Regions from separate parts of the Mus musculus genome. Here region 1 is linked to region 2. The links are chromatin loops, found by intact Hi-C in ENCODE. Cell type or tissue: left cerebral cortex. All regions are shown on one strand. Each heading gives the region's core, and the rest is flanking DNA. Links, peaks and the distances in the headings are about the cores only.

The links. Hi-C counts contacts between places; a loop is a spot of excess contacts. Peaks named below come from ENCODE experiments on the same cell type or tissue, not always from the same donor. Only the 100,000 strongest peaks of a DNase experiment are listed, where the experiment ranks them.
Region 1: it touches region 2 in a loop (2.9-fold over the local background); 2 of 42 quality-filtered maps call a loop at or near these places.

What each region holds. Positions count from the first base shown.
Region 1 is chr7:73,372,309-73,380,639 of GRCm38, forward strand. Rgma (repulsive guidance molecule family member A) reads left to right here and starts at 3,212. Exons shown (of 4, transcript NM_177740.5): 1 at 3,212-3,580. The coding sequence starts at 3,567. A730056A06Rik (RIKEN cDNA A730056A06 gene) reads right to left here and starts at 3,466. Exons shown (of 2, transcript NR_040325.1): 1 at 3,209-3,466. In left cerebral cortex, for the core only: CTCF peaks have their summits at 173 (motif pointing right) and 4,468 (motif pointing left); DNase peaks (open chromatin) are centred at 220, 2,642, 3,063, 3,252 and 4 more places; H3K4me3 peaks cover 3,989 bases; H3K27ac peaks cover 3,891 bases.
Region 2 is chr7:72,538,135-72,546,465 of GRCm38, forward strand. No RefSeq gene overlaps it. Among named protein-coding and RNA genes, the nearest start is that of Gm39035, 240 kb to the left of the region's middle. In left cerebral cortex, for the core only: a CTCF peak has its summit at 3,933; DNase peaks (open chromatin) are centred at 3,661, 3,956 and 5,985; H3K4me3 peaks cover 467 bases.

The sequences.
Region 1 (8,331 bases), core at 106-8,105, 830 kb after region 2:
AAAAGGATAGGCTAAGCGGGGGTATTCCAACCCGGAAGAGACAGCCCCGCCATGTGCCTGTTTTGTCAATCAGGCAAGAAGGAATCTTTCCTCGACTCATCTTGAATTCACTTCCTGAGGTTGCCTTCTCCCCCAGCAGGTGCCACCACTCATTTGAAACAGACAGAAACAGCAAATTGCTCCACACCCCGGGAGCTCCGCCAGCTTTCCCGCCCGCGGGCGTGGTGCTCGGAGGAGAGCCGCCTCCCGGTTGCGCCAACGCAGGACACTTCTCGCCAGCCCTTGACTCTTCTCGCACCTAACCGCTGCAGCGACTGGCAGCCTGGCGATCGGCCTCGCCGCCGCTGCGAGCAAGAAGATTTTCTTCTCACAAAAAGAAGGAAAGAGTGGCCGGGAAGGAGTAGAAGCTCCAGTTGTCTCTCTATGAAACCAGGTTTTTAACTCACCCTCTACTACTCTACACATCAGAAGAGAAACTGGGGTCGGGTGTGGTGGCACACGCCTTTAATCCTTGCACTCAGGAGGCAGAAGTATGCAAATCTCTGCGTTCGAGACTAGCCTGCTGCATAGAGCAAAATCCAAGACAGCCGGGCTACACAGATAAACTAAAAGGTGGGAGGAGGAGGAAGGGAGGAAGGAGGAAGAAAACCTGCTATAGATATACCTGTGGCTTCCACGTCCTAGTTTGCTACCGCTGTATTTCAAACAAACGAAACGGTCTTAAACTCATTTTAGCCTGCTTCCTGTTCCTAAGGAATTTAGAGTTGAAAGAAAAACAAAAGTTCCGTGGAGTTTTAGATTAGGAATGTTTCTAGATGGTTCTTGAAGCCATGCATGGTTGTTATAGACACACTCAACACACCCCATGGCCTTATTTAAAGTCAGTGCTTATGGGAGTATTTCAGCTGCCTGTGCAGAGAGTTCCGTGACAACTGAGTATGGAACAAGTGGCATTAATAGTCCTTGTCTTCACCCCCCCATGCTCATCAAGGTAAATCACTCTGGCTTCCGCCACTGACCCAAGGTTGAGCTGAGATCAATCCCTCTTGGTCTAGGAAGTGGACTGTTTATACCCCAAAATGAGGGAAAAAAACCTATCAGCTACTTTCTAACAATGGCTTTTGAATTGTGAAATGTTGGTCATGTCCAAAGAGCATTTTAAAAACCCAGGGGGTGGAGGGAGGTCGGCCATGGCAGCTGCCATCTTCCAGTAACTCGCCAAAATGGCGAACACAAAGGGAAAGAGGAGAGTCACTGGGTACATGTTCTCTAGGCCTTTTAGGAAACATGGAGTTGTTCCTTTGGCCACATACATGCAAATCTACAAGAAGGGTGATATTGTAGACATCAAGGGAATGTGCACTGATCAAAAAGAAATGCCCCATAAGTGTTACCACAGCAAACCCAGGAGAGTCTACAATGTCACTAGCATGCCATGGGCATAATTGTAAACAAGCAAGTTAAGGGCAAGATGTTGGCCGAGAGGATCAATGTGCGGATTGAGCACATCAAGCACTCAAAGAGCAGAGACAACTCCTGAAGCGGGTGAAGGAGAACGATCAGAAGAAAACGGAAGCTAAGGAGAAGGGCACCTGGGCTCAGCTGAAGGGCCAGCCTGTGCCATCCAGAGAAGCACTCTTTGTGAGGACTACGGAAAAGAGCCGGAGATTTTGGAGCCCATTGCATGTAGATTCGTGGCCTAATGTACAAAAAGGAAATAAACGACTAAGACTGCAAAGTGTTAAAACAAAACAAAACAAAACAACCAAAACCCAAGGGGGAGGAGGAAGAAAATGACCCAAGTGATAACAATTATTGTGCCTCTGCTATACACCAGGCTCTCCTGGGTGCTGAGGATGGCATGATGACCCCAAGGTGGTTCCTGATCTCTTGAGTATGATGAGAAGGCCACAAATAAAGGTATAATTACAGATTGATGTCAGAGCTAGGGAAAACAACACCTGGGATTTGAGAATTGGGGACAGGGTTGGAGGAGTGTCCCCAAGCAGAGGATGATAGAGTACAAAAAGGAAATGTAAACACACACACACACTTTCTTGTACAACTCCCTTATTTATAGACAAGGAAACTGAGGCTCAGCAGACCTAAAAGATTTGTCCAAGGTCGAGGCTAATTTTAGAAACGGGGCCAACTGCAAGGCCCAATCCCTTCCTGCTAAAAGCACATGGAGTTTATTTATAGCTCAGTTATAGACTAGTCTAATTCATTTGGCCAATAAACGCAGAACATTGAGTTCAAAACCACATCCCTTAAGACCACAGCATAAATAACGACGAGGGTCTTAATACGGACGATACCTTTTCATTAAATACAGAGTTCTCATCCTATCAAAATTCCAGCGCTTGGTTCAGATTAAGAGAAGATCGGGTCGTAACCCCTGTATAAAATATCCTGGCAGCGCTAACTGTTCAGTGATAATTTGAGTGTGAGCTGTGTGTCCCGGCTGACTTCACACCCCAGCTAGGGTTTCAGACCTATACGTGGTGTTGGGGTGAGACCCTGGAGATGAGCTGCTGGCGGCTGGCTGTGCTCTCCACTGTGTGCGTGAGCTGCATGAAGAATCCTTTTGAGAAGCCCGGAGTTTCCTCTGGCAATCTATGCGAGAAGGGTGCGGGGCGGGGGAGGAAGACGCTGTGACCGGAGGTTACCTCTGAGCTGGACTGCAGAGGGAGGGGTGGGGGAGTACAAGACAGTCTGTTTACTCCAGACTGCGTGTATTCGCGCACTGTGCATGCAATATACATATTATTTATTTTTTCCAATAAGATTCTAAATAGGAGTAAAATCCCTATAGAACAAAGGTGACTTTCGGCAGATGTCAATATTTATCCACGATTGGAAACCTCTAACCACCGTAGGCTCCCAGGTTGAAAACGTGGACTCCAAGCCACCTGGCTCAGGGTTAAGAAAGTTGGATGCGTTAGCGGAAGGGAGGGTCGCTGCACTTGCTGCTCGAACCCTGGGATCGCGAGCCCGCAGGGAGAGTGTGCGCTTTCTGCAGGCTCACCCCCTACGTCCTCACACACCCACTAGCGCGGATCAGCAAGGGTGGGACCGCGGCGGGGCGGGGCCTTTGGAGCCCAGACCCCACCCCTCCCCCTCCCTCTGCTCCGCTCCGCCCGCGCTCGCCCCCCCGCCCGCTCCCGGGGTGCCCGGCCCGCCCCCTCCCTGCCGCGCGCAAACGAACCTCGCGACGCCGCGCTCAGCGGTGGCGGTGGCGGCGACAGGCCGGGCGAGGCAGCAGGTTAGCCCGGGCCGCCCTACTCTGCAGGCGTCTCGGAACTGCAAGCTACGCCGCCCGAGCCCTGCGCCCGGGAAGCACTGGCCAGCCGGCCGCTCCTGAGGCTCGCTCCTCCAGGCGCTCGCAGGCATGCAGCCGGGGAGCAGGCGGAGCGCCCCGGGTCGCTACTGAGTCCGCTGAGCTGCGGGGACCAGCGCCAGCCGGGCCCCTCCCACCTCACCCAGGGGCCCACGAGCGACCGCCCTACACCTAGTCTTCGCGCGCAGCCCCGCCAGCGCCAACCCCCCGCGGGCTGGAGGGGCTCATGCAGCCGCCAAGGTAAGCGCGGACAGCGGGGGCACGGGGTCCTGAGGTCCCCAAGGCGCTGCGGACACTTGCGCTCCGCCGCCTCACTGATTAGTGGCTCCCCCAACCCGGTGTCTCATCTCACACACTTAGGGTTTTGCCTCGGATGACTCGCCTTCGCACTTGGCAGCAGGAAAGTTTTGTGGTTTGGTGTTTTTTCTTTTCCCCCAGCCCCCTAAGATGCTGCCATGAGGGCAGTAGGCGCTGCGCGTGGCTGGGCAGACCCGGCGCCTGTCCCACCCACTGTGTACCGCCTGGAGCTCTCTCTCCTGCGCGGCCACCTCTTCCGGAGGCGAGAGCCCCCCTGACCCACAGAGCTCTTGACAGATCTGATCACCCCGCTGACCCACGGTGAAACCGGATTCTCTCACTTAACCCAGGCCCGGGTTGCAGAAGCTGGAAATGAACGCACCTGCCCCGGGGCCGTCGGCATTGTACATTGTACAGTGTGAGTGACCCTTGCTTAGGAGCGTCCGGTGTGCTAGACTTGGGGTGGTGGCTAAGGGGCAAGGGTCCCAAAAGGTCCGACGTTCCTAAGAGGAAGGCAAGGCACCACGAGGACTCAGCGCCTGACTTGAGCCATGGCTCATCCCTGAGTGTTAACTAGGGGTAGAGGGACAGGTGTATTGGGGGACCGGTGCAAATATGAATGACACTTGGATGCAACTCTTGATTGCATCTTACTAGAGTAGTTGCATTAGATTTTCTCGACGAGGGAGTCAGTTTCCTGAGACTGGAACTTTAATGGGAGCCTGTGTGCTGTTATTATGTGGTGTGGTTTCGGAAGGCGTTGGATTGTATTTATTTTATAAATTGGGTGTCTTGAAGCGGATGGATTAGGGGAAATATCGCCATCTAGCGGAAATGGTGATCTGTACCTTCCTCACAAGCCATGAAGTTGGGCGTTCTCAAAGTTCCCCTATATGAGGAGATGGAGAGATGGGAACTAGCCAACGTGTCCAGAAAGACTGTTTCTCTAGTGCTCAGGCCATCCTGTAAGCGGGGCTTGAGCACCCGCTGCCCGGAGCTTAGCTCTCAGGACCGAATGACGAATTGTATTAGTGGCAGGATATCACCTCCAGGACTGCCATTCCCTTCTGTGTAGTTTTGGGTTCTTCTAGCAAAAATAAAGTAAACGGTCACCTGCCTTTGTCCCTAGGCATCTGGTCCAGGGATCTGGCAAGCCTGTCACGGTCACTTTACTACTCTCTAGTTCATCTGTACCTATATAGTGATTTGTGAAGTTAATGTTAAGCCCTGACTCTTAGAAAAGAGATTAGATGCTAAAGTGTGCTCTTAGGGTAACTGAAGAACGGGAAAGAGCGTCATGCCATCTCCACTGAAAGGGAACAGTGTACCCCCAAATGGCCTCTTGGTTTTTTTGTTTGTTTGTTTGGTTGGTTTTGTTTTGTTTTTTGTTTTTTGTTTTTTTCACACACACAAGGGGAAGAATTTCTGCTGTTCAGGCAGGCCTACTTCCCGGAATGACTGACAGGCAGGATGGCAGCAGTTGGACAAAGGCTCTGGGTGGGGCACCCACGCATCCCGGCGGGCAGGCTGCACGTTCTTTAATGGCTGGATTTGCTGCCACCTTCCAGGCCTGCGGATACTAGCAGGGAATGAGTTCTCTGTGTGAAGGGCGCTCCGGCTCCTTGGAGGGCATCCTGGCTTTCTGCCTGTGATAAAGCGCTTTCTCCGAGAGGCTCCTCTGGGCTTCAGTGGTAGTAAGCAGGGATCCGGCCTCTTTCTTTGCTCTTTTCTCGTAGGTCTTATGTGTCCCAGGCTGTTATTTACTTGTCTATGGAGCCAAAAATGACCTTGAACTTCTGATTCTCCTATCTCATCTAATACATGCATTGTTGGGAATCAAACCCAAGGCTTTTTGGGTGCCGGGCAAGCACTTTAGCAGCTGGGCCACATTCCAAGTTCCAAATCTCCTTTTTTCCCCCAAAACTCTGCCCCTTCATTTCCTTCGCAGATAAAGGCTGGCGCTATCTATCACTCCTAATACACGTGTGGCTCATCTGTCCATCCTACCCCTGCTGTCCTGTCTTGGCTCTGTCTCTCCACTCTCACATATTTGTTTAATAACATGACAGAAGGGTTCCTAGACCAGCTTGGAATCTTATAAAGGGAGCATATCTGACTTTCATTGCTGCCTGCCCGGGATGTAGGTGGATACAGAAGGAAATGCGGCATGGAGGTTCCTACTGAATGTGATTCCTGAGCCTGCTCTACAGCAGTCTTCGGCAGCCCAGGTTCAAAATTAAAGAAGTGGAAACTGCGCATCCCTGACACCAGGACAGGGCATGATGAAGCCAGGATGCTCACTGCTACCAGGAAGCAGGCTGGCATTTTCATTTCCTGGGAAGAAAGGATTCCAGAGATGTGTAGGGGCGTGGCCATAGTGCTGAGTCTAAAGCCCGTGGGTCTCAACCCCCTTGGGGATTGAATGACCTTTCCACAGGGGTCACATATCAGATATCCTGCATGTTACATATTTACATTACAGTTCATAACAGTAGCTAAATTACAGTGATGAAGTAGCAACAAAAATGATTTTATGGTTGGGAGGTCACTGTAGCATATTAAAGGGCCACAGAGTTAGGAAGGTTGGGAACCACGGGTCTAAAGTGCTCTTTTCTGCAACAGCCTTGCTAAATGAATTAGGTTCAAGCACATTTTAAAAACCGTACACGGCTGCAGAATCTCATCCTGCCTTAAAGTGTGCAGGGTAGACAATGAAACAGGTATGTCCCTGAAACCTTCCAAAGTAGGTGTGGGCATGGGTACATCCAAGTGAAACGGCACAGCTGGAGGAGGGTTGTCTGAAAGCATCATAGACTCATTGGAGTATGTTAATTCTACTAAATACTTTAGGACAAAACCCTTTTAAATGGAATTGTTCAGCTTACGTTCGTCTGCTTCTGTTTCTCGGAATCCTTGAGAATGGCTTCGAGTTTCAGACTTTTCATTGTTTACTCATTCAAAAAAACATAACTGAGGTTAGCCTGGTGAGGAGAGTCTCTGGTTCTCCCATCTGTCTGGTTTCCAGCCCAAATAACAGATTCCTTTTTTCTTTACCCCACAGCCTGGTTCTATCCCTTCTCTTAGCAGTAGTTGTAGACAGGGATGAGGAGAAAGTTAAGGTCTGCTTTACCAAGGACACATGCAGAATCAGGCAGACTTCAGGCTCCTTGCTGACAAATGGACATCTTTAAGGAAGACACCTAGTTTCTTGGCTATCCTTTGAGTGGAACATGCTGCACATGGCCTAATCAGGGGTGAGGGACAGGAAGTCTGGTGAGGAATAAAAGTTCATAATGAGGAGGAGGAGGAGGAAGAGGGGCAGTTTTGAGATTTTTGGCAGAAATTGACTATGTAAATGCAAAAGTCTTTAATTTAAAACATTTTAGAGGCACTGCTAATTGATGAGTCTACAAAGGCATGCCCTCTGAATGGGGAATAAAGAGTCGCAAGCACAGTTTATGAAGAGGGTTAACTGAAGAGTTCCCCCACTGGGCTTTTTCTGTGGTTTTCAATTATCTATTTAAGCATTGCTGCCCAGAGGTAGAACTTTCAAAAATCAAAATAGTGTATTAGCTAGGGTTTGAAAATCAGAGGGGAAACACAAGTCCCTGAAAAGAAAAGATTTTAGTAAAACAAGGCTAATTCTTTTAGATTCTGTGTCCTCCGAGGGTCAAAGCAGAGAGCAACAAATTGGAGAGAGAAGCTCTAAAATGTGTCGCCTTGTGTTTCCCTGGAGCATTTTAATAGTCACTATGTTTGTTCATCTTTCAGGATGCTCAGATCTCAAATTCCTCTCAGGAGCTTGCCCTGGCTGACAGGAACAATTTGTCCTGTTACCTGATAGTGCTTTCTGCTCTTATCTGTGTGCACAGAGCTGATCTGCTGCAGTTCTCCATGCAAGTTTCTGTACCATTACCTCCCTCTTAGCATGATGGCCTCACAGAGGACGGATGCAAGCACGCTTTGCTTGCCCATAGGCATATTGAAGAATCTCTTCCTTGATGACTTGTTAGGTGCCACAGGCACACACACACTAAGACTGATGTGGCAGCCTGATAAGCCTTCAATGCTTAACATGCGTTAGCCAAAACTTGAGGCATTCTGTCAAGGGATGCATTTTCCTTGTAAACTTAATATACTGTACTCAGCATTCCATGCTCAGTATGAACTCTTCCCTCCTGAGCACCTGTTTATAAGCCTTGACATCACAATATACAGGTTGCTTTTGCAAAGTCTTGATTCTGTCTGCCAAAGTTTAATAGCGCACTCAGTCTTGCTGGCTAACATTCCCCTGGCAAGGATACTTATGTTAATCTGTTTAAAGGCTGGCTTTCAAGCACCCAGTATGCATTTTCTGCCCTTGATGGTGTCATCCTGAAAAATAGATTGCTTTTACAAAAACATAACCAGGGGACACTTGAAACCACAGGATTTTTTTTTTCCTGGTCATCAGAAGAGCACACAGAAATGCGTAGCTCATTGACAGGACCACAGAAATTATAGGGTTTCTTTGCAGTAATTGGTACCTTGGAGAGAATAATAATTAATATTTGGACATTTGGGTGGGTAATATGTTTTTAATTCTCATTTAACTTAATACCTTGGATAGAAGAAGGTATAGTATAAATAATAAATAGAGTTTTGGAGCAAATGCATTGCTGGGAGGCTGGCTCACCCACAGCTACTATGAGATT
Region 2 (8,331 bases), core at 117-8,116:
ATGGGCTCATAATAGTGGCAGATTATTTTCAGAAGTTCTATGATCCATTGTTACAGAGAGCCATTATTGATAACTGATGGAAAAGTCATTACTTTTATTTTTAACAATTATTTTTAACATTTCACTGCAATCTATCCAGAAGTTAGCAAAACTGCCTAGAGATTAAGTCTCATCCACCATCTCCCTTTATAAAGAAAGTTTCATTGTCATGACCACATGCATTTGTGAAGGGGCTGATATCTGTCAGGGAATAGCTTTACAGACGCAATCTTACTTAGTCAGTCTAACGTTGTGATTAATTGGATGGACGAGCCACAGCACTGGGGTTAATTGAGGCCCAATTCTACGTTGCAAGAACAGCTGTGTGGAAATGATGTAACCATTCTGGACTGATTCCCTACTTGTATAATGATGCCATATGCCTTAACAGTTGCTCTTCAGCAACCTTAAAAGAATTCAAGGAACTAGAGGCAGGACGGTCAGTCCTACTCTTCTACAGTTGTGTCCTCTCCAGGGTTAGTGGGTCAGAAGTCATTCAAGGACCGGCACAGACACCAAAAGACTAAACTGCTCACCTAAGTTTACTAAGTCCAGTACCTCGTATCCAACCCAAGATTCTCTGATGTTAGAATACATGCCATTTCCAAATGTAAATCAACAAGCACGTAGCAGGGGCTCAGCTCTGTCTCCAGCTGATTGAAAACTGAAATTTTCATATAAACATGGAGAATAGGATAGAGAGGTTTGCATGATACTAGAGAGTTTGAGATTTGTTCTGTGTACATGTACATGTGTGTAATTCAAGAGAGAGGGATTAGTATTGATTTGGAACCCACTATGCAGATATCAACATTTTTTTAGCAGTAAAGAGACAAGGTTTATGGCATAGTGTGGTTAATATTCTCTCTAAAGTCGAGGTGTATGAGGGACTGTATTGGTCATGTGTGTGCAGCTAGGACCCCAAAACCTGATAGAAACAACTTATGGGAAGGTAGATTTATTATATCTTGGCTCATGGTTTCAGTCCATCACAGAAAGGGGGTGTGGAAGAGTGACTGAATCAGCGGCAAGAGAAGTCTGGGGTCATAGGTGTTTGTATCACAGTAACTCCGAATGCAGAGAGGACATGCTAGGGCCTTTACATTCTCTAATGACCCCCTGAAGCCACCTAAGCTCCCTCAGTCTTCACACATAAATGAAGCTCATGCATGCTACTCATGGTGTTCTGGTTTTGATGTTGCCAAGAACATCAACTTGTAAGGGAAACCATGTCATCCCAGTTTCCTTATGCCGAAACCTGCTCACATTGAGGCCCGGGTGAGATTTTCTAAACCTAAATAACTTGCTTCCTCTCCACTCTCCTCCACCCCAGCATACAATGCATACTGGCTGCCCTGGCCTATATTACTCATGTGCATACAGCCAAGGATACACAGATGTTCTTCATAGTGAAGTCCTATCTTCCTAGTCATACAGCTCCTGGAGGTTCATGGGTTTTGATGTTCTTTCCCTGTTACATTGCATCAATGGCAAAGTACTTAGAGAACCCAGAATATATCCCATTGCTTTTAGCCAAATCTGTAGCTCATGAGAGATGTCTTCCTTACAAGGATCATTGCAGACCATCATTGCTAGGCCTTCCATTCCTCCCTGTCACGATTGCTTGCCTCACTTACCATGACTGACTTTTTGCTTTGGACAGACCCTTTGCCATTCACATCACTGACTGTATCTACAGAGCCTAAAATGCTATCTGCTTAATAGGAGAGGCTAAGGGTTTGTTGATGACTAAACAAAAGCATGTGAAGAAACAAATATAGCAATGTGTCTGCTTCTCTGCTTTTCTTTTCTTTTCTTTCTTTCTTTCTTTTTTTTTTTTTTTTTTTTTTTTTTTTTTTTTTTTTTGTCTATGATTTGATACAAAAGCCTTTCCCCACCTGTCTCCCTTGGAAACTCTGATCCATGCAGTAACTCTGATTCATGCATTATGGTCTGTCTTAATCAGCAAGTCTGATGTAATGCCTCCCTTGGTTGTGTAAGTGAGGAAAAGATGCTGTACCTCTGTTGTCCTTGTGACTTGGGCTTTCAATGACTGCAACATGTGTAAGCATTTAAAAAGAAAATGTTCCACACACACATATTCTCAGAGCTTCAGCCTGGAGACAGGTTTTGATGGGTCTGGCTAGAGATTTGTCTGTGAATTTGTAGGGCTTTTGGTAGATGGCTGATGGGGTGACCCAGGTACCCTCCTCCCTCTAGAAGTTTGCACAGAGCCTCTGAGATGGCCGACCAGGCAGGAGGGATGACTGAAAAGGATATCTTCAAACAGATGCCCTGGCATAAGACACAATCGACTAGCCAAGTTGTTTGTCAGCCTTGGCCTCAATGACTTCTGCTTTTCTGCAAAAGGGTCCTGGAGGGGGAGAGGTATTAATTTCAGTGTATGTTAATGTTTGGTATAAAGAAAATTGTGGAAACTTACATCTTAAATTAGCCCAGCCATCCAGCTTGAGACAAAGTGCCAATCCTATCCACTAGACTATTGTATCTCCCCCTCCCCCCAAGTTCTAAATAAGTCATAAGAAGCCTGTAGATCATAAAAGAAACCTCACTGCAAAACAACTCATTCTCCCTCTCTCTCCCTCCCTCTCTCTCTCTCTCTCTCTCTCTCCCTCCAAGTCAGGAGGTCTTTAATTTTAATTTCCTGTCACATGTGGAAGGTACACTGAGTAACTGGGAAAAAGAGTTTGGATGAGCAAAGCCCCAGCTGAGCTAGTGGATAGAGGTTTGTGGGGAGTTGAGAAAATAGGAGGTAGTTAGTAAGGTGGGAAAATAAATTGATAAGCACACACACACACACACACACACACACACACACTACAAGCCCCCTTGATTGTTAAGATTAATTCTGATCAAATATATGAACCCCAAACTATTAAATTTTTTGCAATTCTTGGGTCTCAGCTATAATTGGAGTTGAATGTTCTGGGGAGATGTTTAACCGTTGTGTGGCTCCTAAAGAGAATCCTTAGACAGCCCTCCGCCTACACACAGAGACATACAGGCAAACCCACTCCCCCAATTCCTGTTTTCATATATAGTATCTTCATTTCTTACCTTCCCTAAAACAGTGTCATATTTTCTTGTGTCAGGGAATAAATGCGGGACACTGGATATTTCCATGCAAAAATACAAACCACGAGGATATAGTCCCCAAACTCTCACTTTTCACTTTGCATCCACAGACAGGAATGGCCACCATGCACTCTTTAAGCTGTGACAGCACATGATCGGGGACAATTGGCCAAATAGTGAATATTAGGGGAATTCTAAAGCCCCAGTGATAGACAAGTTGCCATCCACCTACAAAGGGTAAAAGAAGACATCCTGAGCAGACAGGGTAGGGAAAGCATCCCATGTTTTCTCTTGCTTTCTGTTCCCTGGGAGAGTCCTTGTGAGCACAAAGCCACGAAAACAATAGGCCCAGCTGCAAGGGCAGTAAGGCAATTTATTAGGGAGATGACATTTTTAATGAGAACCACTTGTGGGAGGAGAACAAAGGGCCTGTTTGGTCAGAAGGATGCTCTCCAGTCTCCTCTGAAGTGCATGAAAAAGTAATTTTGTTTTTTCCGCGTCATACTGCAAGCCGTGGAATTTCCTCACACCCCAGATGTTGTCCAGCACAGATGCTGAACAAATGGAGCAACCATCCCACGAGTATTTCAAAAAGGAAAAAAGAAAAAGAAAAAAAAAAGGTAGCTCAGGGGATTTTTATGAGTTTTGTGGCCAAGAAAATCATTAGCAAATAATGAGCTTAGGAAAGAAGGCTGCGGTTAGCAAGATGTGGCCGGACACACAAAACTGTTCACTGCCATCCGAAAGCAAACGGGGAGCTCCGTCTTCAGTAGAGAAAAATAGAAACCTGTGGGTGGAGCTGCGGTATCTGCTTCCTAGTGGGTCTGCTGAAATCAAGTCTTCTGAATATTGTTTTGGCTGGATTCTAAAAATGATTAAACACAGTATGTTTACTCTTTAAAATGTGAAAATCAGAGATTATTCACTGGTACTATTACTTCACACGCCTCCAGAAAAAGAGTAGTTCCAATGTTCTAGCCTCTTTCCTCTGAGAGCGATACTCAGTGTACGCTCAGTCAGCTCTGAACCTCCTCCCTCTCCCTCCCCCTCCCCTTCCCCCTCCCTCTCTCTCTCTCCCTGTCCCTCTCCCTCTTGTTGTCTGTCTCTGTCTCTCACCCTCTCTGTCCCTATGTCTATTTCTGTCTGTCTGCTTGTCTCTGTCCCTCTCTGTCTCTTTCCTTCCCTCTGTCTGTCTCTCTGTCTTTGTTTGCCTCTCTGTCTCTCTCTCCCCCTCTCTCCCTCTCTATGTCTTTGTCTCTATGTCTCTTTCTCTCTCTCCTTCTGTCTCTCCCTCTCTCTGTGTCTGTCTCTTTCTCTCTGTCCATCTTTCTCTCTCTGCCTCTCTGTCTCTATCTCTTTCTCTTCCTCTGTCTGTCTCTCTGTCTCTCACTCCCTCTCTCTTCATCTCTCTGGTCTCAGTCTTTCTCTCTTTCCCTCTTAGTCTCTGTTTCTTCCTGTCTATCTCTCCCTCTGTCTCTCTCCCTCTCTCTGTCTCTTTCTCCCCCTCTGTCTATCTCACTGTCTCTGTTTGTCTCTGTCTCTCTCCTTCTTTCTCCCTGTCTCTCTCTCTGTATCTCTCTCTACCTGTGTCTATCTCTGTTTCTCTCCCTTTCTCTCTCTCTCTCTCTCTCTCTCTCTCTCTCTCTCTCTCTCTCTGAAAGTGAATGTAGGGAATGCAGTATAGATGGAGATGGAAGGAAGAAAGTTCAGCCCAGTTTCTTCTTGGACCAGACATCAGGGGCTGCTCTGTGTCCTAGGAAGCAACAGAGGAATTTGCATGGGCTTTCTAAGTCAGTTTCCTTTCCCTACTCAGGCAGAAGCTTGCCTATGTGTCTTAGGAAGGCCCTGTTGCACCATGTTTCAGGTCAGAATTCAAGAACTAATGGTGTTTGAAAAATCAAAGCAAAAGCAAGCCTCTGATCCGAGTTTCAGAATCTCACAGGGGCACCATCAGCTGCAAAGGCTCCTGGCATGCAGGACCACCAAAGATATAGTACACAGGATGCAGAGCAGCTACAGGAAAGATCATGGGAGAATCCAAAAGGAAGATGCTACTATCCATGAGCTAAGTGGACAGGAATCCTCTAAAGTCTTGCCAGGCTTCCAAGGAACAGGACTCACCAGCAACATTGTCAGTATCATCTCAGCTCTACCTTTATCAGCACTCACCAAACCAGTCAGTAGTGGCAGCTCAGAATAACCTGGGAGACTTCTTAATCCCCAAAGCATATTAAGGCATGAGACCCTCAAAGCTCACAAAGATTAAGTAAAATTGTCCCAGGTCACGCAGCAGATCATGGTGAGGAAGGTTCCCAGGGCCCTGTCAGCAGCCATCTTGGTCCGTCCCACTCGGTAATTGGTCCTTGCATAAATTTATGGGCCATGCTGGCATCTGTTGGGCTCAGCAAAGCAGATCTATAAACTACCATAAACAGACATGCAAGCCATATTTTTAACCTCACCAGAGGATTGTACCAAAGAACGGTTCCATCTAGCTGGGGAAATGGTTTTAAATAAACATTTCAAAGGAAGTAAATCATCTTGAGAGATATGTCAAACAGATGGGAGATAAACAAAGTCAATGAAATTGAATCCATATATGAATGAACCCAGCAGTGGAGATGTGTAGAGGGGTAATTGGTCTAGGATTGAGAGCAAAGAGGAGATAGTAGGCCAAGGCTGAAGATCTTCCCTCTCCTCTCCAGGACCCATTTTCACCGCTGTTTGCTGATGCTGTCTCCTTACATTGGCTCAGCCACACTCAGAAGATGACAAGGTTCAGGAGCAATTAACACTTTTCACAGATCCTTGCTGCCTTCCTCAGGAGAGGGAGCATCTGAGTTGTCCCTGGCAGCTGCTGCCTCTCACAAGCAAATAACCTCTCAGCTTGGCGGTGAGCCAACCAAGGGTGATCACACGGTGAAGAACAAAGGGCAGTCAGGGATGTTTATCTTAAAAATTCCAAGTCCTGATGAGAGTAAGGGTTTTTGAATAGAGGAAATAAACTACGAATTAAAATTTCATTAGTTTCCTACACAAGCCCCTTTCCCAGAAGCTATGTCCAATTGATCACTGCTCACATAGGAAAAGTTAAGTTTGCTCCAATGGTGTCTCATTGGGAATCAAGCCACTCTTTTTATTATTACTATTATTATTATTATTATTATTATTATTATTATTATTATTATGTATTTTCCTCAATGACATTTCCAATGCTATCCCAAAAGTCCCCCATACCCTCCCCCCCACTTCCCTACCCACCCATTCTCAAGCCACTCTTAAGGGTTTTCTTAAGGGTACATCCCATGCCCAGTGGAAGATGTTCAACTCCATAAAACTCAATCGTATTTTTGGAGGGTTTCTTTATTTCTTTTTTTTTCTCCTTTTCTTTTCTTTTTGTTTTTGTTTGTTTGTTTGTTTGTTTTCTTTTTGGAGATCTTTCACATACATATCATGGCTTCTATTTTGCTTTTATAGGTTTCACATGTACAAAGGCACGTGCCGCAAAGTCTGCATGTGTTCCCTGTGCTTTATCGTTGGGTCTTTTTTCCTATTTGGTTTGTCCTGTCTGGTTTATTTATTTTTCTTTTATCTTATTTCATCATTATTATTTTAGATGCCTGTTTGTATTCTAATGAGAGAGAGAAAGGAAATCTGTGGATTAGGGTGGGTAGGGAAGTCGGAAGGATCTGGGAGGAGATGGGGGAGGGAAAACATAATGAAATATTATATGAAAAAATAAATATTTCCAACAAAAAGTTCTGGAATGTACGTACAGAAAAAAGCATTTTGTTAGTCTTCATGTACCTAGTGCTTGTGAATTGGGACAATAGGCTAATTTCTCTAGAAGCAAAATTCCGAAGGATAACTTCAAACTGGAAAAATAATCTCTAATATTAATATTAATTTCTACCATGTACTGAAACTCTTCCTTGCATCAAATGCTATACTATGTGCTCTTAGCATACTATTCTTATTCTTATCTTTTAGAATTATATATATATAATGCATATGCATATGGGTACAAAAGCCATTTCTGTAGGGGGTGCCTTTGGCGACTAGAAGATGATGTCAGATCTTTTGGACCCTGGGAAACTATACTGACAGGTGACTGTGACTGCCCAACACAAATGCTTCCAAACTCCATCCTTTAAAAGAGAAGCATTCTTTATTGCTGAATCATCTCTCCAAGCCCCACCCCCTTTTTTTGTAGTTCTTGTTGACAATCCTACTAAGTAGCTGTTATTTTTTCCACTAACCACATTGAGAAAGCCAGTCTCAGGGTACACAGTATTTGTACAAGTTTTTATCCAGGTGTTCGGAAATGGAATCTCAACCAGGTCTGTCTGAACCCAAAAGTAAATGAAGTAACAAACCGAAGAAGACCCTTTACTTAATTTCATAATAAACCAAAAATTATTACAATAAGATGAGATATAAGAAAACCTGAACAGGAAAGGTCAAGCCAATAAACTTGGGGATGTATTAAGAAGATAAGCTTTAAGTAACAGAACTCGAAATCTCTAAAATATCTCAAAGAATTGAAGTCAGCTCCTAGGACTGAGATGTGGTCCATTCTTCAAAGGTCGTAGATGAAGAGACACAACAGCATCTCCATCATTTCAATCATGCATGCCCACAACATGCTCACTCTTTTTTTTCTGACCAGTTTTCCCACAGGAATGACCAACAACCTGCACATTTTCTCCGTTCATGATTCAAACAGCCATTCCAGGGGGATAAAAATCACAACTTCACAATTAAAATGGCCCAGAAGAAAATTTCACTGGCTTTGTTTGAATTACAACAACTCACTGTTCCATTCCAATTTGTTTCAAACATTGAACAGACCAGCCATCGAACAGGCTTTCTTCTGTGCTGGCCAGGTACAGCAGTCTCTCACACTGTAGACCCTTTGCTTTGACATTGAACTAGTCTCTGCATTCTAATGAGCCCAAGTTAAGGACTGGGATTCAGATTTAAACAGTATAGTTTATAGCTCTTAGCAGCTCAATCACAGTCATTCTCTTAACTGTGCTGAGGTATGGCTTGCTTCTCTGTAAAGTGATGGGTCATCACAATTGAATCAGTGTTCAGACGAGTCAATAACATCGAATTCAGTGTGTTTGTTCACCAAATGCTGCTTGATGTCTTAAATTGAAGCACTGTCAACCAACTTCTAGGGTGAGCAAGGTA